2 separate regions of the Homo sapiens genome follow, and region 1 is linked to region 2. A link is a loop called in an ENCODE intact Hi-C map of the cell type or tissue named here. Cell type or tissue: GM12878. All regions are shown on one strand. Each heading gives the region's core, and the rest is flanking DNA. Links, peaks and the distances in the headings are about the cores only. Region 1 overlaps FOXP1 (forkhead box P1). Region 2 overlaps FOXP1 (forkhead box P1).

Region 1 (11,568 bases), core at 1,010-9,009, 81 kb before region 2:
CACTGCGCCGGGCCGCATTGATGGTTTTCTTTAATGTGTTTGTTCTTAAATTATGTTTCCTGTCCTTTGGTCTTATTTGCAGCTTAATAATAACTGATTAGGTCTATGACATTCCCCAAGAACCTTAAGCTTTAATAATCTGTTTCATTAAGAAATTACTCATCTGAAGGAAACTTATTGACATTTATCTCATTCTCCCTCTTGCTCTTGTTAAGAGACACCTTTGGTTTTCAGAGACAAATAAGAAAAGGTGAGGGCCTTTATGTATCACCAGAGCCTTGAGCTAGTGTTGCAGATACAGCTTTCTTCCTGCCTGGCTGGTTTCCGCCATCTTTCTTTCTGTAGCAACAGGTGCACAATGAGGTGTGACACAGCGCCCCCCAGAAGATCCACCAAAAGCAGCACACAATGCTGCAGGCCTCCCAACCACCTAGCAAGTAGAAAAGTTCAAGGTGCTGGAAGTGTCCCATTCTAGGCAGATGCTCAAATTCTGAACACTTAAATCCCTTTGCATTTCCATAGAATTCTTTCATCTCCATGTAGGGCTCCAATGAGCCTCCAGAAACTGTAAAACTCTCGTAATCAAATGCAATTGAAGCATCATAAAATGAAAAGTCTGGGAATTATGTGTAGGTTGCCATGACTTAACTCATTGTTCTCATTTCCTTAATAAAATATATTTTTAAATAGCTCTCTATTATTTATAGCAAAAAGTAAAAATATAAAATTTTTGATTCAAATAATTACATAGGTAAGCTCGACAAAAGCAATTCTGAACTGTATAAAACCATACAACATAGAGTTAGCAAACATTTCTAACCCTTGATTTCTATTTCTCTTATGATGTTGAGCCTTGCATTCATAATGCTAGATTGAATATTAGTGCTACATCCAACTAAGGTAACCATGACACCTACAAAATACACACAAGCAATGCACATGACTGAAATCCTGTCAGATTATTCAAGTGACAATGGAAAAGAATATTACAAGGTAATTTCTAATATTGAAGATTTGTATGCATACATGAAGTACCAACTGAAATAGATCTTCAGAATGAAATTTCCTAAAATGATTAAAGTAAAATGTGAAACCTCACAGTTTATACAAGACAAGAAACATTTGGCTGCAAATCGTTTTATAATTTTGCTAATTAAAAATTATCCCATTTTCACTTTGGATTCATTATAACAGAAACAGGAATAACCTTACCATGCCAGAAACACAAGCAAATGGTTAAAGTTCTACTCTCAAAAAAATCTTTAAAAGTTGGCAAAACATTCATTAGGCTACAAATCAAAACCCGTCTGTCCTTGACATCTCTTTAATGTCTTCCAGATTCCACATCTTCTTTTTTAATCACTCGCTGAATCACTCAAAAATTAAAATATGTTAAAATACCACCTATCTTGGACCTCTAGAAAAGTCCTCTGATAGAATACAACCTTCAGCCCCCTACATAAGCCATGGATCCGTAATACCACCATCTGATTTATGTAAAGTATTCATTATATTTCACAATGAGAAAAAAATATTCCCAGGATCATGCCTGCATCAATAAATCTGCTACATGTGAAGAATATGAATAAATACTAAAAAGGGGCCACCATGAACTCTCTCTTGTGAAGTTTGCCAAGTAGAAATGGGTACAACTATGAGTAAAAATAAAAATCATTTTCAAGCTTCCAAGGTGTTACCAACAAAATATGCTTAAAAAAAGAAGAATGAGAGTGGCAAGGAGGTTGACTGATGAACAAGTATTTCTCTGCAAAGCTAATGAAGGCAATGTTTACAGCCTGCACTTATTTATTTATGCTTCTCTTCCCTGAGCCCTCCATGCGCCATGGGAGTCAGTATGCATTAATGGCACTGAAAACCAGAGAACCTTCCAACTGCAAGTTACAGTAGTCACTGTGTCAGTGGAAACAATGAATCACAGACATTCAACCTGGGATGAGTTGTGGCAGCACCTTACATGTGTCACCAATGTGTCGTGTGACATGGCTGTTGCCATGGTGAGGCACCATGTTCAGGAAATGTGTTAAGTCTCATAGAAGGCACCCAGCCATCCCTCAAGATACCCATGCCCAGTAACATTGTGATTGGCTTCCTCTCTGAGAATCTTGTTGAAAGGAGGGGGGGAGGGAAAGTCACTTGGAGAAAGCTGAAAGAAAATGAAGTACACCATCCCCAGTGTTGTGTGTGTGGGCTCTGGCACATTGAGAATAGCAGTATCTTTAACTCAAAATTAGCTTGAATAGTTTCAATGGAATAAAAGCAGACTATCCCAAAAGGGGGAGGGGGTAACTTTTACGTCACTTGCACAATTTATATGCATTAAAACAAAGGATAGGGCTGGGCGTGGTGGTCACACCTGTAATCCCAGCACTCTGGGACTGGGGAGTTACCACCTTTACTTCTACACAGTTACCTGGCTTAAAATGAAGAAAAGCCTATTCCAGCATACTAAAGTTTCAAGAGACAATTTATAATTCTTTATGTGCCAGCTTCTCAGATTTAGAATTTAGGAAGTAGGTTAAGAACAGTCACTGTTTCGTTTCCAAATGATGGAGATAGGTTTGTCAAAAAGAAGTACCCTTAAGTGAATTATATCTAAATGTGGACACATCAATAAAATATATCTCTATGACTATTGGGGCAGGTGGATCACCTGAGGTCAGGAGTTCAAGACCATCCTGACCAACATGTTGAAACTCCGTCTCTACTAAAAATACAAAAATTAGCCAGGCGTGGTGGCGGACGCCTGTAATCCCAGCTACTCAGGAGGCTGAGGCAGGAGAATCACTTGAACCCAGGAGGTGGAGGCTGCAATGAGCTGAGATCACACCATTGTGCTCCAGCCTCGGAAACAAGAGCAAAACATCATCTCAAAAAAAAAAAAAAGAAAAGAAAAGAAAAGAAAAAAAAAGATAAAGCAAAAGACCATAAACTACATCATTTCTTGGGTAGACAGAACAGAAAAATTATAAGGATTAAGGACACATGAACAACTAATCTTGGTTATGTTTACCAAAAAATCCTCCTCTTGAGCTTTTCTAACCGAAGTCTCCAACTTTACCCTACCACTGCTTTCATCATCTGGAAATAGAAATAAAAACAGAAACAGGCTGGGTACGGTGGCTCACGCCTGTAATCCCAGCACTTTGGGAGGATTAGGCAGGCAGATCACGAGGTCAGGAGTTCGACACCAGCCTGACCAACATGGGGAAACCCTGTCTCTACTAAAAATACAAAAATTAGCTGGGCGTGGTGCCACGCACCTGTAATCCCAGCTACTCAGGAGGCTAACGCAGAAGAATTGGTTGACCCCGGGAGGCAGAGTAAGAGAAGATCGCGCCACTGCACTCTAGCCTGGGTGACAAAGCAAGACTCTGTCTCAAGAAAACAAACAAACAAACAAACAAAAAACCCCAAAACTAAACAGGAACAGACTCGTGATCATGAAGCTTAAATGATCTACTGCAACCAAAGGACTGAGCCGAGTGTCTGGCACACAGTATGCTGCTACTGCAGGTACTAGAACTGGAATTACCACCTTTACTTCTACACAGTTACCTGGCTTGAAATGAAGAAAAGCCTATTCCAGCATACTAAAGTTTCAAGAGACAATTTATAATTCTTTATGTGCCAGCTTCTCAGATTTCGAATTTAGGAAGTAGGTTAAGAACAGTCACAATGTTTCGTTCCCAAATGATGGAGATAGTTTTGTCAAAAAGAAGTGCCCTTAAGTGAATTATATCTAAATGTGGACACATCAATAAAACATATCTCTATGACTATTGGTGCTGTGGGAAACAATGCACATGGTCACAGGGCACTCAAAATTGAAGCAAAAGACGAACAGCTGAAGGAGCAAGAGATTTTTAGCCTGGAGTGGGCTCAAGAAGATCTGCTAACTCTCCTCAAATCTTTCATAGCTTGTCAAGTAGAAGAGATGGGTTTTCTAGAATCCCAAGGTACCAAACCAGAGTGGGAAGCCCATGCATGGTAGATTTGAGTCCAGTGTAAGAAAGAACTTCCTAGCCCTAACAGCTGGCCACACATATATCGGTCTTTCCCAAGGATAGAAATTCACCATCTCTCAGGTTGTTCAAATGCAGTGTGGATGTTCATGTAGTGGTAATTAGGCCTCAAACACTGAGGCACAAGGTATAAGGAAGGGCAGGCAATATCCTTCATTCTTTTTTTGAGCACAGAATGTCTGTCTTTGAATGTGCATGACATATATCACTACAATACATTGATAGATACACATACATATATATACAAAAAAGTTCACATCCTAGAGAAATGAGGGCAACTTTGCTGTAATGATCACAAACCAAATATTTTGCTTAGGACAAACTTTGGGGCTAACAGCTGGCTGTAATTTACAAAAATTTACCATGTGCTAACTCTTTTCTAATGCTTTATGTGTGTTAACTCATTTAAATCCCACGATCACCTATGAGTTAGGTACTATTATTTTAAAGGTGAGGAAACTGAGGCACAGAGAGATATGACCTACCCAAGATTATACTGTTGGTAGGTGGCAGAACCAGGATTAAAGCCCAAATTGTCTGGCCAACATCCTGTATGCTTATTACCACATGTAGATGTTCACTACATATCAAAGGTTCTACATCTTAACTTGGATCCTGGAATGCATTTATTTTTCACTTAACAAAAAAGATAATTTACAAAGCTTTCAGCACAAGCCTATCTTTGTTGTCTCCTCTCTCCCACTTCCTACCTTTTTTATTACAAAGGACATTTATGTGAAATCATGATATTTGCATCTTAGTCAGTCGTCTTTTCTGAATGTTTATTCCCCAACCCCAAAAACAATACTTTGGTTCATAAATTCTGACTTGGTGACAATCAGAAACTTTTTCTCTTTCATATTCAAGTCAGTTTTATCATGATACTTGATAAAGAAATATTCCTCTAGATTATTCTTACCTTTCTTGAGAAACACCCATTTCATTTCTACTTCTTGGTGGGGCTTCCACCATCCCTTACTCTAAAGGCGCCTTGAGAATAATGCCCACAAACCTTCTTCGCACACCTTTTCTCACTCGATGCTATTTTCTACCTAGGCCTCCGTTTTATGAAAACGCCCCACTCCACAAATTCACTCTTCCCCATGTTTCCCCTGCCCTGACTTCCTCCACCTGTTTACGACACAAAAGATTTAAATCTCCAGCAAAGAGAGGAGGGAGGATTTGCAGCATCTTCTCTCCAGAGTGTTCACATGCACATCTGATCACTCTTGTCCTCCAGAGATTTCTTCAGACGCAATCAGCTGACACGCACATGTCGCCTGCTGTCTTCCCTCATGATAAATTAAGGAACATTTAGAAGAAAAGTTCCTACTTCTAATCCTTCAATACCACCTCTAAGGGCTTTGCTGCACCCAGGTACCACTTGCACAGTAATCTTTATAGTTTTCCTTAAGCTTCTCACATTTTTATTAATGTCATAATTAGCAATATCATCTGAGAAGCCAGACTTGAAGTGCTAAGTTTATTTTTTGCTACAAATTAATATATAACACTATTAAAAATAATACATAACCTTTTTTTTTTTTTTTTTTTGAGACGGAGTCTTGCTCAGTCGCCCAGGCTGGAGTACAATGGTGAGGTCTCAGCTCACTGCAACCTCGGCCTCCTGGGTTCAAGCAATTCTCCGGCCTCAGCAGTAACAGGGATTACAGTTAGGGTAACTGGGATTACCAAGTAACTGGGATTACAGCTGTGCGCCACCATGCCCAGCTGATTTTTTATTTTTAGTAGAGACGGGGTTTCACCATGTTGACCAGGCTGGTCTGGAACTCCTGACCTCAGGTGATCCAACCACCTTGGCCTACCAAAGTGCTGGGATTACAGGCGTCTGCCACCACACCTGGCCTAATAATACATAACTTTAAAATTTTTTTTTAAATTTTCTGTCTTGCAGAAAATTCACCTTAAATTCCTCCACTAGTGAGATATACAACACATTTTAATAACACTGGTTAGGAAGAGACTATAGTTCTTATGTCACTTTTTTTTTTTTTTAGACCAACGTCTGGCTCTGTCACCCAGGCTTGATGCAGTGTAGTGGCATGATCTCAGCTCATGGCAACCTCCACCTCCAGGATTCAAACTATCCCCCCCACCTCAGCCTCCCATGTAGCTGGGACTACAGGTGCAAGCTACCACATCCGGCTAATTTTTTTTCTTATTTTTTGTAGAGATGGGGTCTCACTATGTTGCCCAGGCTGATCTCGAACTCCTGAGCTCAAGCAATCCACCCATCTGGTCTCCCAAAGTGCTGGGATTACAGGTGTGAGCCACCACGCCCAGCCTTACGTCACTTTTCAAAGTCTACTTTTCTTCTTTGACTTGTCTTCCCTTTTCATTTCACTCTTCACCTTGAACCTCATTTTTACATCTAGATATATTTTTGTCTTTTATTAAGTAAAGGAAGGACCTCACTAAATTGTACTCTAAATCAATAATTATGCAGAACAGCCTGTCTCAAGATAAGCATTAAATAAAAACTGATGACATTATTATTTCATCAGAAACCGAAGAGCAAGTGAGCGAGCAGAAACACCAGAGAGCGGGAACAAAGGGCCGGTCCTCGCCACTACTTCCCAATCTTCTTCCAGACTGGGGCTTGGCAAACTATAGGCGCGTGGGCCACATCCAACCTGCCACCAGTGAGCTAGTTTTTACTCTTAAAGGGCTGGGGGAAAATGAAAATCCTACTACTACTTAGTGACACATGAAAATCATGTGAAATTCTAATTTCGGCGTCTGTAAATAAATTGTACTGGAACACAGCCACACCCCTTCATTTACATACCATCCATGGCTGCTTAGAGGGGACAAAGGTAAATAGTTGTAACAGACCAGGTGGCTTGCAAAGCCTAAAATGTTTACTATCTGGCTCTTTACAGAAAAGATTCGCTGATCCCTGTTACAGGCAGAAATTAGACTGAGCCTCCCACCATCACACACATACACGAACTTTTTTTTAATTACAAAAGTTTTCCTAAAAACACAGTAGTAAAAAAAAATAAAAATAAATAAAAATTTGAAAAAAGAACAGAAGGAACCTACCTCCATATTAGGACCACCATTAAAAGCTCATTTTTTTGTAACCGGGGCAACGACTAGAAGCACAGACACCCACCTATTGGCCTCATTATCCACCAGCTCGAATTTTGGTTCCCCTAATTTCTCATGCAATTCTGCAGAATATTAACCATCCTAAGAGTAAACTACCCTGATACCTTTTTAAAGCAGCAACATTATTAACAATTAAAAAGCTGCCACCACACATACACAATAACTTTCTTATATTTTAATATGCATATCCATAGTCTGATTATAACAGCGTGGAGAGATTGACAGGAAATGACTGAGTGTAATGGCTCCAAAGGAGACAGTACATTGATCAGTAAATAATACACGTCCCTTGAAACTGTCTAACTGCATATTTACACTTGTCAACTCTCATACACTTTGATGACAGAATTCTTTTTCAAACATCTAAGTAAAAACTCTAATACTTATTTTTAAAATGCTTTTAATAATCACAAAAAGCATACTTCAAGGATATGTAAGGTTTAAATTTCACCCACCAAATAGTGCCACCTGGAGCATTCATTGCTACATCCTCAATATTCTTGGTTTTATCAGGAAATTGGCAAAGTCTCAAAAAGGTTCAAATACAGTTACAAGCAGCATATATCTAACATTTGCAAGGTGTCAAGCACTGTATTAAGGACTTTTCACAGCCAATAGTGTGGATGACACCACTGTCCCCATTTGGCAGAAGAGAAAACTGAGGCTTGGAAGGAGTTGTGACATGGTCGGGGTTACGGTATTATTGAGTCCTGGGGCCAGGACCTGAGGCTATCCACTCAACTTCAGAGACCACACTCTCCCTAACCAGTCTAAGGGCCTGTGTCTCAGTGTGGGCCCGAAAGTCTGTATTTAATGCGCTTCCCAGGCAGTGCTGAGATGACACTTTGAAAAACACAAAACGTGGAGGTAAAGAAGAAAATCTGATGGGCCCTAAATTCAGGTCTCCTCTACAGCCCTCCAAACACTGCCCGTAGGAAGATTACAGATAAAAATCTATAACACACGTATTATAGCCCTTGGCATGTCATACATACTCAACTATGACAACTGCCATCATTTTATAAGTTACTTGGGGACTGCTGGTATGTCAGGTTAAAGACATTGTATCTGTATTGTCCAGTAAATTACTCCTGGACAAAATGGGCTGATGAGGTCAGCATCTCCTTGCCCTAAGACCCCATATCAATTAAATTATACTGGCAGCTGAGGGCCAGCAGGTGTTGGGTAGAGGACAGGGGTGCAGAGGCCTGGTTCTATCCTGCCTGTGATTGGTTTATCAACGACTAGATTAGACAGTGAGCTAGATAAGCCTCTCATCTCCCCAATATCCCTTTTATACAATAAAAGTGGTCAAAAATATTTAAAAGTAGAGAAAATAGTAAACCCCCTTATATCCATCACCTAGATTCTAGATTTATCAAGCTTCTGCCCCAACATTTTTTCTTATTTTCTGAAGATTCATAAAGGAACTTGCAACTGACATGTCATTTCACTCTTAGATAATTCAATATGCAACTTTTTAAAACAGGGAGAAAAAAGTTCCCTGAATAATAACTGAGGCTGGAAGCGATGGCTCACGCCTGTAATCCCAGCACTTTGGGAGGCCAAGGCGGGCAGATCACCTGAGGTCAGGAGTTCAAGACCAGCCTGGCCAACATGGTGAAACCCCATCTCTACTAAAAATACAAAAATTAGCCAGGTGTGATGGCGTGTACCTTTAATCCCAGCTACTAGGGAGGCTGAGGCAGGAGAATCGCTTGAACCTGGGAGGCAGAGGTTGCAGTGAGCCAAGATCATACCACATACCACTCCACTCCAGCTTAGACAACAAAGAGACTCCATCAAAAAAAAAAAAAAAAGAACCACAGAAATAATGCAGTGTTGAATCCAGTGGCATGACTCTGGGGAGATTTTTTTCAACTGAGGAAAAAGCCAGGAGGTGAGGAATATTTTGGAGAAAATTTTTGGAGGAAGCCATTCCCTTTTACATTGCTGCCTCTATAAAAATCTTGCAGATGAAGCTGCTGTTTTAAATAAGTCAGATTCCACCTCTTTCACAAAGACAAGTATAAACTACAAAATCTTCTCTGCCTAAATCAAAAAGACCTTAAAGAACCACGGAATCTATTCAAAGATGAGGAAGTAGCATGTCCTCATGGTTAAGACAAAGGTTTTGAAATTGGCCCAACTTGGAATAAAACCCACTTCTCACTCTTGCTATGCAATTCTGAGCAGGTGACTTATGCACTAACCTTCTCTCTTCTCAACATTAAAACCAGAATAATACCTAGAACACAGAGATGTTGTTAAGGTTCAATAAGATAAGCAAGGTGATACTTGAACCAACATAGGAAAAGTAAGTGCCTGATGAATAGCTCTCTAATTATTTGTTATAAATATTACTAAAATCTGATCGAATACAGAAGGAATAAAAAGATTTTATCTCATGAGCCTATTCCAATCCATTGGATGGTGCTACATAGAATATCTGTAGGGAAAAATCCAAAAGCCACCATCAGAACAGGCCTGCTGTTTCGGGGGCCTGCTGATTTTGTCACCCTTAATCAAAGTCAACCGTATCATCCTATTATTACGGGCCAAGAGGGTAACAATTCACGTGTTCACCACAGTCACTCTTCCGCACTCTGCTTTTCATGACCAAAAGAAATAATAATATGCAACATATTGAAATAAAATTAAAATGTACATTAGCTAAATGATAGCTTATATGTACTAATTGCTTACTTTTCTTGAAGACAGAATAAAATGACGGCAATTCTCAACAGGCAGCTCAGCAGCCTGCATATAAACTGAATGGAAATTTCCTTCTCTTTGCTTCTGTGCATTACTTGAACCAACTTAACAGAAAACAGAATATTTTCAAAAACAACATGCAATGGAGTTTAAGTTCCTAGAATTTTACATCACGGAAGATATCATTTGAAATATAATAGCTAAATGCCTTCCTCCCTGGTACAGCTTGCTTTGGTGTATTGATAAGAAGTAAGATTAATATGCAAAAGGAAAATGTAAGAAACTTGCCCTGCACCGGTCAGCACCCGGCATGTATGTGCCTCTCCCTATGAGAAAGCAACTGCACCCAGAGAGTGAAAGTCTGGGTTTGGCTCTCACATCACCACTTCCTTGCTATGTTAGAGCCTCAGTTGATACACAGGTAAAAAGAGAGCGACATAGACTCATTCTCGTCTTTTCCAAAGTTACGCAAATTGAAAAAAAAAACACTACAAAACTATAATATTTCACAGACATAACACAAAAACCAGTTGAAGGGTAGAAAATAAACTACCTAACAAGTCAATGTGGTGCACACATATTGCCCAGGCTGGTCTCAAACTCCCGGCCTCAAGCAATCCTCCCACCTTGGCTTCCCAGTGTTGGGATTACGGGCATGAGCCACAGCACCCAGCCCAGATTCTTTCATTAATATGTGAAATATGGACTGTTTAAAAACTGTCTGCCAGATATTAGGGTAAGTACTGGGTATACAAAGGCAAACTGCAAAGATCGCTCAAAAGCCCCGGCCTTATACCTTATACACTGCATTGTAAATGTAAATGGTGACTCTGTAAGCCTGCCTACAAGAATTTAGGTGGAATAATTCTGAGGCCACATCTACACTCAGTAAAGGAAAGAATATGACCAATTCAATGATGTCTGCCAAGGCACAGGATGGGCACAGAAAAGGGGAACTATAAAATCGAAAGTGTGTCAAGAATGTTTGCCACCTCTAATTTAGCCAAAAGGTTTGATGTTTTGTGTAGGTATCATGTGAACGAAAGTCTGCCCAATACATTAAAAGTTTATGGTGAATTTGTATGTCCAGAAAAATGTGTGTATAATCCCGTAAGGGGCTTAGAGAGGAATGGAAAATACATGCAATATAAATGCAGATTACCTTTATTACAAAGTTGGATCATATTCTCATTCCTAGACTAATTTCCTATATCATAAAACCTATATTCAATTTTATAAATAGCATACACCAAGAATCATAAATTCAGTTAATGCAGAAATTTAACAGATTTTTTTTTAATAAAAGTGAGAAAAGGCTGTTTTAGAGCAAATATCTGAAAGGACAGAAAGGGTTCTTTCTTTGAAGATATGTTTTTCCCTTTGACTCTACCTCCTTAGGGACCTAACCAGAGAAGAAATAAATTTCACAGCTAATATATATGAAGTAACATGTTTAACATTATCCAATGAATTTATATCTATCTACACTATATAAATTTATCTCACATAAACTGTCACCTCCAATAGAATTCATTAAAACAATGTTACAGCTTCTGAATTAAATGCAATCTTCTAATTGGAATTTAATCTTAAAATAGGAGTTGGGGGGTTTATTTTTTAATTGACAAATGGAATAATTCATTAGTTTGTCTTACAGTTCTGTCTGAAGAACTTA
Region 2 (11,568 bases), core at 2,553-10,552:
CTCAAAAAAAAAAAAAAAAAAAAAAAAAAATCTAGAAAGGTTAGTTTACTCAATGTTGGCCAAACTGCAATGAAGTGGAAACTGCCATAGTCTTTTTTTTTTTTAAGGTTTTATTGTAACTCTTCTTACTAGCATTCCCCAAACCATAACAAATAGGTGACATAGTCAAGAGAATATCAATGTTCACCACCCTTTGACCTAGTAAATTCACTTACAAAATTTATCCTAAGAAAATCATCAGAGATGCTAATAAATGTATGTACTACAATGTTCACTGCAATATTATTTATTTCAGCAAAAGACTGGAAACAATGTAAACATCCAACAGAAAGAGAAAGATTAAAATCATGGTCCACTGTAGATTGACTGGAAGTGCAGCAATCTTTAAAAATCATGCTTACAGAGAATATTCAATGACTAAAAAAAAAGTGTTCATGATATAATGTTAAGTGAAAATGAGCAGGAAACAAAACTGTTTAAGATCATTTGTAGGGGTTTGTTCATAAAAACATTTTAAATTAGATTGAAATACACAAAAATGTCAATAGCTGTTTTCTTATGGCAGAGAGACATACTAGGAATTTTACAGCATCAAAATTCTAAAAGTTGGGTATATCATACAGGTATCTTTCTGAACTGGGAAATGACTAGCTTGCTACACGGATGAGAGAAGAAAAATATTGAAATGAGTAAGATATATGTTTGGATGAAAATGATTAAATGTTGGCATTATCTCCATATTATCTTCCACAGCTCAAATGGTCAATTTATATCTTTCTCTGAAAAAAAAATCCTGCTTATTTAAAAAAAGTAAAAAAAAAAAAAAAATCCATTGTGTACCCCAGCTATGGCACACAGCACAAAATACTGACCACCCTGAGAAAATGTCCTCCAAAACTCCTTCACCTCATGGTGGTCAACCCAAGCCAAGAACTACGAAAAAGAAAAGGTGCCCTTCTGTGTGTCTGCTTCTGCAGTGAGACACAAGAGGAAGGCAGCTCTGAGGCCTGGCAGTCACATTCAACTGTCTGTCCCACCTTCACGGAAGAGTGAGGTGAGGTAATAGAAAGACTGCCAGTCCTGCCTCCGACTTTCTGCTCTTCAAGTACTTTATTCAAACGATGAAAGGGAAGAATGACCAAGATGCTGCATTCTACCTTACATGCCACATTAGGAGAGAATGGCTTTGCCCATGCTTCCCCACCCACAGGGCCTCCCTGCAAACCTGTATTTTTTATTTTTGTTTGTTTATTTATTTTTTGAAACTGAGTCTGACTCTGTTGCCCAGGCTGGAGTACAGTGGTGTGGTCTCAGCTCACTGCAACCTCTGCCTCCCAGGTTCACGTGATTCTCCTGCCTCAGCCTCCTAAGTAGCTGGAATTATAGGCATGAGCCACCACATCTGGCTGATTTTTGTATTTTTAGTAGAGACGGGGTTTCACTATGTCGGCCGGGCTGGTGACCCGCCCACCTAGGCCTCCCAAAGTGCTGGGATTACAGGCGTGAGCCACCACACCCAGCAAACCTGTATTTCTTTAAGACAGTGTATGCACAGCCTCCTCAGAGAATCTTCCTTCCCTCCCCATGACTGATGTTGGCCTCTCATCATTCTTTTCCATATGTGGGCACTGCCAGCTGAACTGCCAGCCTCCCTTCCTATCTTCCTCCTTCTGAAGGAAACCTTCCTCTGACTCGGACGTGCCCCTTCCCTAACAGGGGCCATTAACCTCAGGGAAAGCTGGCTCTACCCACCCCCAGAGGTGGACCAGACTGGCTGTCGTGACTGGTTAAGCCAATCAGGGAATGACTTCTATCTACTCACAGGAATAAGCAATTCGGGCTAAGATGGCAGAAAGTTTTCTAGGAGGCTGATGAGGAAGGAAGATTCTCGTTCTTTTTCTTGTTTTTGTTTTTTGTTTTTTTGGATTTTTTTTTTTTTTGAGATGGAGTCTCACTCTGTCGCCATGCTGGAGTGCAGTAGGGTGATCTCAGCTCACTGCAACCTCCGCCTCCGGGATTCAAGCGATTCTCCTGCCTCAGCCTCACAAGTAGCTGGGACCACAGGCATGGGCCACCACGCCCAGCTAATTTTTGTATTTTTAGTAGAGACGGGGTTTCACTATGTTGGCCAGGATGATCTCCACCTCTTGACCTCATGATCCGCCCGCCTCGGCCTCCCAAAATGCTGGGAATCATAGGCATGAGCCACCACACCCAGCCGATTCTCACTTTTTTTTTTTTTTTTTTGAGGCAGAGTCTCGCTCTTTCGCCCAGGCTGGAGTGCACTGGTGCGATCTTGGCTCACTGCAACCTCTGCCTCCCGGGTTCAAGCAATTCTCCTGCCTCAGCCTCCCAAGTAGCTGGAACTACAGGTGCCTGCCACCACACCCAGCTAAATTTTTTTGTATTTTTAGTAGAGACGGGGTTTCACCGTGTTAGCCAGGATGGTCTCAATCTCCTGACCTTGTGATCCGCCCGCCTTGGCCTCACAAAGTGCCATTCTCACTCTTAAGAGATGGCAACTGGACCAGCCAGCTTCTCTCTTCCTCTGGCTGTTAATGGCAGGCAGAAATTGCTGCAGCCATTTTGCCTCCAGTGCAATGACAGGAATCACTGAGAACTCAATCACCAGATTTGGCTATGCCCCAGGGCTACCCCCACTCTGAACTGCCAGTGAAATGAACTAAGGCATTCGCTTACTATTTAAGCCTGTTTGGTAAGAATTTCTGTAACATGGGAATGAAAACTGATAGAATGGACAACTGCTATTTTTACCAGACAAACATAGTTTCTTATTCTTCTATAAACAGAACCTTCATTTTCTCTTTGGGAATCACCCCTCACCCATTCTCAGTTCCTGCAGTCTAGATAAAAGTGATCTCCCCTCACCCGCTAATCTAACTCCAGGGTAGGCAATAAAGCAAGAATGGCCAACCAGAGCACTGGCTCTAACTGGTTGGAAGGCTGTTACGTTACCTACTGGACCAGGGCTGGGGATGGTGGCTCATACTTGTAATCCCAACACTTTGGGAGGCTGAAGCAGGGACAGATCACTTGAGCCTAGAAGTCTGAGACCAACCTGGGCAAAACTGTGAAATCTCATCTTTATAAAAACTTAAAAAAATTAGCTGGGCATGGTGGCACGTGCCTGTAGTCCCAGCTACTCAGAGGGCTGAGGTGGGAGGATCACTTGAGCCTGGGAGGTCAAGGCTGCAGTGAGCCGTGATTGCATCACTGCATTCCAGCCTGGGTGACAGAAGGAAACCTTGTCTGGGGGCTGCTGGGGGTTGCGGGGGGGACCTACTAGGCCAATGACAGACCTACATAAGCCAGCTAGAACTATGGGGAAGGAAAAACTTCTATTCTGCTGGAAATGCTTACATGGCAGAACATAAACCTAGATCTGCTAGTAGCCATCTTCCTACAAAGAGAAATGAGAGAGCTAAGAATGAAGGAGACAATGAGAAAGCAAGACAAGAGATGGAAAGAGGCAGCCACCCCCTGACAACACTGTTTTAGCACCTGGCTCCATCTGTACCTGAAGCTAATCACCACCATACTTTTCAGTTACGTGAGTCACTAAATTATCTTCTGTTTCTTCAAGAAGAAAAAATAACGGTGCTCCATAATGTTTTCGCATCATTATTGTCACCACCACTGTGTAATGTGACTACGATTGACTCTTCCACAGACAGTGAACTCCTGCAATAAAGATTATGTTATCATCCTCACATCTTCCAGGCCTAGAAAGAACCTGGCTCACACAACCAGGTATGGCACTGGAAGCAAGTCATTAATACCTTACCAAGCTCAGTTTCCTAATTTCAAAAACAAAAGTAGTGAGGATGTGGAGACACTGGAACCCTTATATACTGCTCATGGGAATATAAAATAGTTCAGCCACTTTGGGAAACTGTTTGGCAGTTCCTCTAAAGGTTAAACATAGAAGGTAGCATATGGCCCAGTCACTCCACTTCTAGGTACGTACCAAAGAAAACTGAAAACATACGAAAACACAAAAATATGTATATAAATGTTCAGAGTAGTATTAACCAAAACAGCCAAAAGTGGAAATAAGCCAAGTGTCCACCAACAGATGAATGGATAAACAAAATGTGGTATATCTATACAATGAAATATTATTCAGCCATAAAAAGAATGAAGTACTGATTCGTGTTACAACATAGGTAATCCTTGAAAATATCCTGACTGAAAGCAGACAGACACAAAAGGCCACAGAGAGTTTCATTCCATTCATATGAAACATCCAGAATAGGCAAACCTATAGAAACAGAAAGTCGATTAGTGGTTGCCTGGAGCTGAGGGAGTTGGAAGGAAATGGGGTGGAGAGAGGATGAGTGCTAAAGGTAATCATCAGCTAAAGGGTTTCTTCTGTGGGACATAAAAATGTTCTAAAATTGACTGTGATGATGTTATACAACTATGTGAATATACTAAAAACCACTGTTGAATTGTGTACTTTTTTGTTTGTTTGTCTTCTGAGACAGAGTGTCACTCTGTCACCCAGGCTGGATTGTAGTGGCACGATCTCGGCTCACTGCAACCTCCGACTCCCAGGTTCAAGTGATTCTGGTGCCTCAGCCTCCTGAGTAGCTGGGATTACAGGCATGCACCACCACGCCCGGCTCATTTTGTATTTTTAGTAGAGACGGGATTTCACCTTGTTGGCCAGGCTGGTCTCGAACTCCTGACCTCAGGTGATCTGCCCACCAAAGTGCTAGGATTATAGGCGTGAACTACCACACCCAGCCTGAACTGTATACTTAAAATTGGTGAGTTTATGTATATGAATTCTATCTCAATAAAGCTGGCCAAAAAAAAAAAAAAAAAAAGCCAGCTGGACCAGACTATGGCCAAGGTCCCTAGTCACCACGACCCGTTGTGATTACAGTATTTTAGATGAAATAGGAAAAGATCGAACTATGTGACTGAGTAAGCTCTTAACCTCTCTGGAACTCAGTTTTCTCATCTATAAAATGGAGATGCAAGTCTCTTCCCTGTAAGGTTGCTGTCAGGATAGAATGAATTACACATATAAAACATTACAACAGCGCTGGCACTCACTAAGCATTTTGAATGCCGTGGTGGTTGCAGAGCTGGCATTTGCTGACTAGTCCCTTATATATGATCCTAGACAGAATCACTGCAAATCAAATTCTATCCCATGAAAATCATCATCGAGCACCAGTATATTTCTTTGCACAGTATTTTCATTCACTATTCCACTAACTTAGGAAATTCCAAAGATGCATTCCCACCTTCAGTTTCTTTTTTTCTTTCTCTTGGGGGATATGGAAAGAAAGAAAGAAAATGCAAGTAAGTATAGCAAACAGCAAGTAAACATTTTTCATCTTCTACTTGCAAAGCCAAGGGCTGATTCTAGACCACTACAAAGTACTTCCATATGTCTCCATCCTAGACAAAAAGGAAAAAGGGCCAAGCATGGAGGCCTGATGATAGGAGTTTGGGTTTAAAACCAAGACTCTCCAACCAAGTCTCAGTCTTGGGCTTCTATCCTCCGAGCTGTCAAGAAATGGAGGGATATGAAAGAACTCTACATGAGTCCTCCCAATGGTTGTTTCTGCCTGGACAGGGAGCAATGATAATCACTGTGGGCATAATAAGGGCAACCACAGTAGTGCCTATGATTTATTGAGGGCTCCTTATGTTCTAGGCCTTCTGCCCTGTTCCAAGTAAATTACATACATTAACTTACCTAATCTTCACCACCAGCCTTACGCAGCAGGTGCTATCATACCATTTTGTGGGTAAGAAAACTGAAGCACAGAAATGTTAATAGCTTGTCTAAGGGTCATGCGGCTTGTCAGTGGCCAGGCTGGGGATGTGAACCAGACTCTGGCTCAGTATCTACTGAACTATGTGTTGGGCTGGATTCTTGACTAGGCACAATGAACTACTGCCTTTAACCAACAGAGTCATAAGCGCTAATATTATTGACCTTTCACTGAGGGCTTAGGATATGACAGACACTGGGCATCATGTGAATTATCCTTACAACAACCCAGACAGGTACCTATTATCAACAACAAAATCATTTTACAGAAGAGTAAACTGAGGCTAAGAAATTGACCCAAGGTCACCCAAATACTAAGGGACCACACTGAGGCTCAGTTCTATTTTGTCTGCTTCAGAGATGATACATGTCAGGAATAGAATAATTTGGTTTTTCTATTAGTGGAACTGGATCTTTCTTGGGTCTTACTCAAATAAGAAGTTGAGCAAAGACTTCTGGGCCCAACAGATACATAATCTGGACTTCCTGGGCCCATTCCTTTGTCTCTATTTTATTTGGTATTCCCTCCCACTCATGCAATCGCTCCCTGTTCTCATCCCTTCCTTTAAGAGCAATGGGAAGAGAAGCATTGTGCCCCTAGCAAGTGCCCTTCCAGGAAAATACAGAATGTGAGCCTGCTGAGGTTGGAGAGATGAATGAGGAGCCAGGCTGGCCATGCAAGGCAAAGTGGGAGCAAACTGCAGAGGGGTGTGTGTATGTGTATGTGTGTGACTGTGGCCAGGGAGTGGCTGGGGAGGAGCAAGCTGAAGGAAAAGGAACAACATCCTGGCTCAGTGGAGCCCTAGGGGAGAGATGCAAAAGCTCTGGCTACTCTATGGGGTGCAGTAGGTTGTTTCAGATGCTTTCTTACTAAAAGCAAGACATAGATGGGCATCTTGTACATATGACCCACTTCTGAGTTTAACAAAAAAGGGCACATGGAGAGGCCCCCTAGGATGGCAGACCAAGCTGGGCAAATTTTATTCAACTCAATGCATGTCTAAGGGCTCAGTGCATGCAAAGATCGGCAACTGGCTGAGAACAGAGTCACCTTACCTACCGCAAAGGCAAAGCAACTGTGGGTTCTCTCTAAATCCTTCAGGACAAAGAACCAAAGTAAGTCTTAAGGACAATGCTTTATTTAGATATAACCACCGGGCTGTGAGAATATTTAAACATTTGGAAAACTTTGTATTGTAGCCATGAAAATGTGGTATTCTAGTCTTGGGTCTTCAATATGTAAATTTTTCTACATTTCAGAATATGAGGATATATGTAACACAGTCTCAAACCCAGAGGAGACTTTGTAACTCTATAAACAGGGTGTGAATTCACTTATTAAAGATATTTTCCTTGCACCCAAGGTGGAACGTCAAAGACAATGTGACCAAATGACAACTGCAATCCTGTGCCACTCGACAAGTAAAACCGTGTTTTCAACACTGTCTCAAAAAATGAGGGCTTTCCTCTCTCTCACCTTTCCTAAGGAGCTGGGCAAGCTGGTGCCAAACTGCCGTATGACTTCATCTCTGAAATCTGAATGGCACGTGTGAATACCCACAGTATGCCAGATTATCAGTAAGGTGATAATGCTTGTATATTATACCTGCTTGGCACCATTTGAATGAGGTTCCCTCAGGCCACTTAAGGTTTCACTTCCTGTTACTTGCACCTGCACTAATTTCAGAAGCAAATAAAAAACCCAGCAAAACCGTATTTTAGGACCTTATTCAAAAGCAAACAGACAAAAACCAAAGCAAGTCAACACAAACCCCAAAACACAGCAATAAGGTAATTAACCTGATGTTCCAAAGCTCATGCCACATATACAAGGTAGGCTTCCTTCAGTTTTTTCGTAATCTTTGCAAAGTTCTCATCCGTTATCTGCCTTGGCTATTTAATGTGACTTTTAACCAATAACGATACAATAGTAATAATCAGAAAAGCTAACATATATAAAGCTCCTGTATTTGCCAGGCACCCTGTGTCACATTCCACATGGATTATCTCATTTAATCCACCGAACAAATTGATGAGGTAAGTTCTTTATTCTGTCCTTTTAAACCCACACAAACATACACACACATTTATGGAAGATCAAGGTAAATCAGAAAGGTTAATAAGCTTTGAGTCACCCAACAAGTGTTAAAAGTCTCTGGTTGGCCGACCTTGAGTCGCTGCCCGTAACTACCACGTTGCAGTGTGACTGACACACATGACCACATTGGATGAGGATTTGGTTACACCCTTGGCCAGTGATGCAGGCTGAGATTAGCAACACTCTTTATCCCTGGAGTTAAATGTCAATTACAGAGTTTTCTTAAAAATTATTTGTAAGTGGGAATTTATATTTCAGTGGACGGGCAGACAATCATTTTGGGGAAGTTATTTCCATAACATTTTTGGAGGATGGAAATTGAAAAGAGAAAGAAAATAAATCAAATCATTACAGGCAGTGGCTCAGGCCTGTAATCTCAGCACTTTGGGAGGCTGAGGTGGGTGGATCACCTGAGGTCAGGAGTTCAAGACCAGCCAGGCCAACATGCTGAAATTCCGTCTCTATTAAAAATACAAAAATTAGCAGGGCGTGGTGGTACACGCCTGTAGTCTCAGAGGCAGGAGAATCTCTTGAACCCGGGAGGCGAGGTTGCAGGGAGCCGAGATCGCACCACTGCACTCCAGCCTGGGCGACAGAGCAAGACTTTGTCTCAAAGAAAAAAGAAAAATGAAAGAAGTCAAATCATCCACTGAGGAGTTAGGGGCTATACAGATACCAATGTCTTCTGTCAATTTGTCCATAGTGGAGTGTTAGGGGTTAAAAAAAGGATGAGAAATGATGGCTTCACGGGCTTCAGACTACCAGACCACATTAACCCACGGGCAGGCCTTCTATAGGGATACCAGGCACACTGCAGCAGGAAGGCAACATTCCTTATTGGTACCTTTGAAACAGTACTTTATTGTTAGGATATTTTATTTTGGTTGTTACCAATTCGTTGTGTAAAACTCGTTGGGTAAGAGAGAGTCTCTGCTAAATACACATATTTGGTGGCAGTGATGGGGGGGGAGCTAAACAGACTCTTAATAAGAAATTCAAATCAAGAATTACTCAAGACGACACCTGCCTTCTGGCCTAATGGAAAAATCAATCTGTCAGGTCTTAATTAAGTGCTCAGGCTAGAAAGAAAAAGCGGCAGCTTATACTTGGTATAGTACCTAGTATATTTTCGGTAGTCAAAATGTAACTAAAAGCCGTATTTGTTGCAGAAATGGTAACTATGCATAAAGATGGCCCATTTGATCCTGGGCGGCCATCTATTTAGTAAATAAAAGGTTGAAGCAGATGAATCTCATAAGCTTGTTGACAAAGATCTCTACGCATAATGATGTTGGGTTTGGATGTTTAAATGATGTTTGTATTAGAATGCCCAACTGAGGATGTCCAAAAATAAGGTAGGGGGTAACGCTGGGTGATCACAGAGCAATACTTTCTGCCCCAGAAGTCATTTGGGGTCGATAAAGGAGTACATGAGAGAAGAGGTGAACAAATGAGATATAAATAAATCAACGAGTGAATCAGTCAATAAATGAACACAGATCCATGTGTTACTTCCACAATGGCCAAGGAAACAACCAATTCTCCACTCTATTGTGTATAATCTCCCAAAAGCGCACAGGTATATGAACATCCACATCTCTCACTGACCACCATGACAGCAGTTAAAGATTCTGCCCGAGCCGCTCCTCATGCACTCAGCACAGATGTGGCTGAATGTGCGTCTCACGGGGGTTATGATCACGGTAGGGAGTGACAGTTGGCAAATGTGAGGTCCCTCTTCCCAACCTGCAAAGCAGCACAGCCAGTTTATTCTCCAACTGCCCTGACAGAGGTGGGGAAATAGAGACATTGAAAACGGTGAGTGGATTACAAGTTAATAACTGGTTTGCAAATGGTGAGCTGTCCTGAGCCACATTCTCGTTCCCCAAGGAACTCAACACCAGACACCTTGCCAGGGAAAAATAATACAGACAGACTACGTAAACACATTCAAATCCCAAACCTGACTATAAAACCCTTGTGTAGTCTAATGTTTGACCCAACTAAAGTATCATTTCCAGTCCCTGTAGTGTGAAAATTAAGGTTGTTGTGAAAAGGCAATCCAACGGGCAATTTGGAAAATAGATAGGAATGCTCTGACGTTCAAAATCTATGACTGTGAGGGAGAGAAGCCCAACAGGGGATCACGCATTTTTCCTTCCTTCAACTTATTTTTCCTTCCTTTCCTTATTATGTACCAGACCCATGGGTGGGGAAGTCAATGCTGTTCTCTGGAAAAAAAGCACTGTGCCCTCCATTGATTTTGAAAGAGCACCCTCCTGAAGGCGCTGGGCTGACACCAGTGCCCACCTGCTCTGCTCATCTTCAGCTTCAAAAGGCCACAGGGACATGAGAAGTGTCTCCTTGAGCCTGGGCCCTGGGTGCTCCTAATAATCTCATCACACCCCATCCCCTGAAACACACACACACCCATCTTCTCCCTGGGCTCTCAGAATCAGTCTCTCCCTCACCTCACAAAGCACTCCCTCCCAACATTCACAGCCCCCACAAAACTGCTGCATACCATTGTGTCAGGAGGAGCTATTGTGCTGGAATGATGAGGATAGGAAAAAAGAGGCTGATGGCCCAAACAATGTGGGCAAAGTGGGAACAAAGCAAAAAAGCACAGGAGATAAGATTTTTAAACTTCCCCATTTCCATCATCAAACATTCTAAAGAAAAATGAGAAAGTGGACGGTCAATACATTGTTTCCATAAAACACAACTTCAGGTAACAGAAACAATTCTCATTATTAATAAACAGCCAAGAATCAAGTGTTTACCATGAGCCAACACTGTTAGGGGCTTTGCACACATTTGCTCATTTATGTCTCCCATCAATCCTAACATCAGGTTCCATCACTGCCACCGAGATAAACCGAAACGCAGAGACTCCGTCATTTGCTCAGGATGCCAAAGCTACTAAGTGGCAGATAATCAGTGCATATTAAAGGAGAGAATTCAAGCTACTTAGTCTAAGGTGAAACATTCCAGAATGATCTAATTATCTTAAGATTCTAAAATGTGGTACTACCAAAAAATCCACTCTTGGCTTCAAACCAGTTGGACTTATACCCTTAGGGAAGCTGTTAGCTTTATTAGTGAGGGAGCCCCAACTGTCCAATGCAGTGGTACCGCACGTCCATAAAATGACTTTTGCATTCTGTAAGCCTTGGGTCAACCACATCTCTACTTGATGGGGCTCGATTAGCTTGCAATTCCTGAAAGCAGTGAAACAAATAGTGCACTTCCGGAAAGAATCTCCTTATTTAACAACTAACACTTTGGGATAAAAGAAAGAAAAGAGTGGACGTTCTTTCCTGAGGCTGCCTTCAGGTTGTAGGCCCTGCAGGCCTCTTCCAGAATGAAGCAGGTCACAATGAAGGGCAGGTGACAATGAAGAAGGGCAGGGAAGGTGACTGAGATGGAAGATACAGTCAAAATGGTAAAATCCTGGGAGAAGGGCTATAGAAGAAAAGAAAGAAAATGAAAGAAAGGAAGGGAGGAAGGGAGGAAGGGAGGAAGGAAGGAAGGAAGGAAAGGAGGGAAGGGGAGGGGAGGGGAGGGGAGGGGAAGAGGGGGGGAGGAGAGGGGAGGGGAAATTAAAAAAAGAAAGAAAAGGAAGGGAAGGGGAGGGAAGGAAAGAAACTCGAGC

Evidence for each region. Hi-C counts contacts between places; a loop is a spot of excess contacts. Peaks named below come from ENCODE experiments on the same cell type or tissue, not always from the same donor. Only the 100,000 strongest peaks of a DNase experiment are listed, where the experiment ranks them.
Region 1: a loop joins it to region 2, with 17 times the contacts of the local background. A loop is called at or near these places in 2 of 110 quality-filtered maps.

The regions. Positions count from the first base shown.
Region 1 is chr3:71,476,790-71,488,357 of GRCh38, forward strand. The region is part of intron 3 of FOXP1 (forkhead box P1); the gene reads right to left. Among named protein-coding and RNA genes, the nearest start is that of MIR1284, 60 kb to the right of the region's middle. In GM12878, for the core only: no CTCF peak of the experiment used is centred there; no DNase peak of the experiment used is centred there.
Region 2 is chr3:71,556,574-71,568,141 of GRCh38, forward strand. The region is part of intron 2 of FOXP1 (forkhead box P1); the gene reads right to left. Among named protein-coding and RNA genes, the nearest start is that of MIR1284, 20 kb to the left of the region's middle. In GM12878, for the core only: no CTCF peak of the experiment used is centred there; a DNase peak (open chromatin) is centred at 7,478; H3K27me3 peaks cover 59 bases.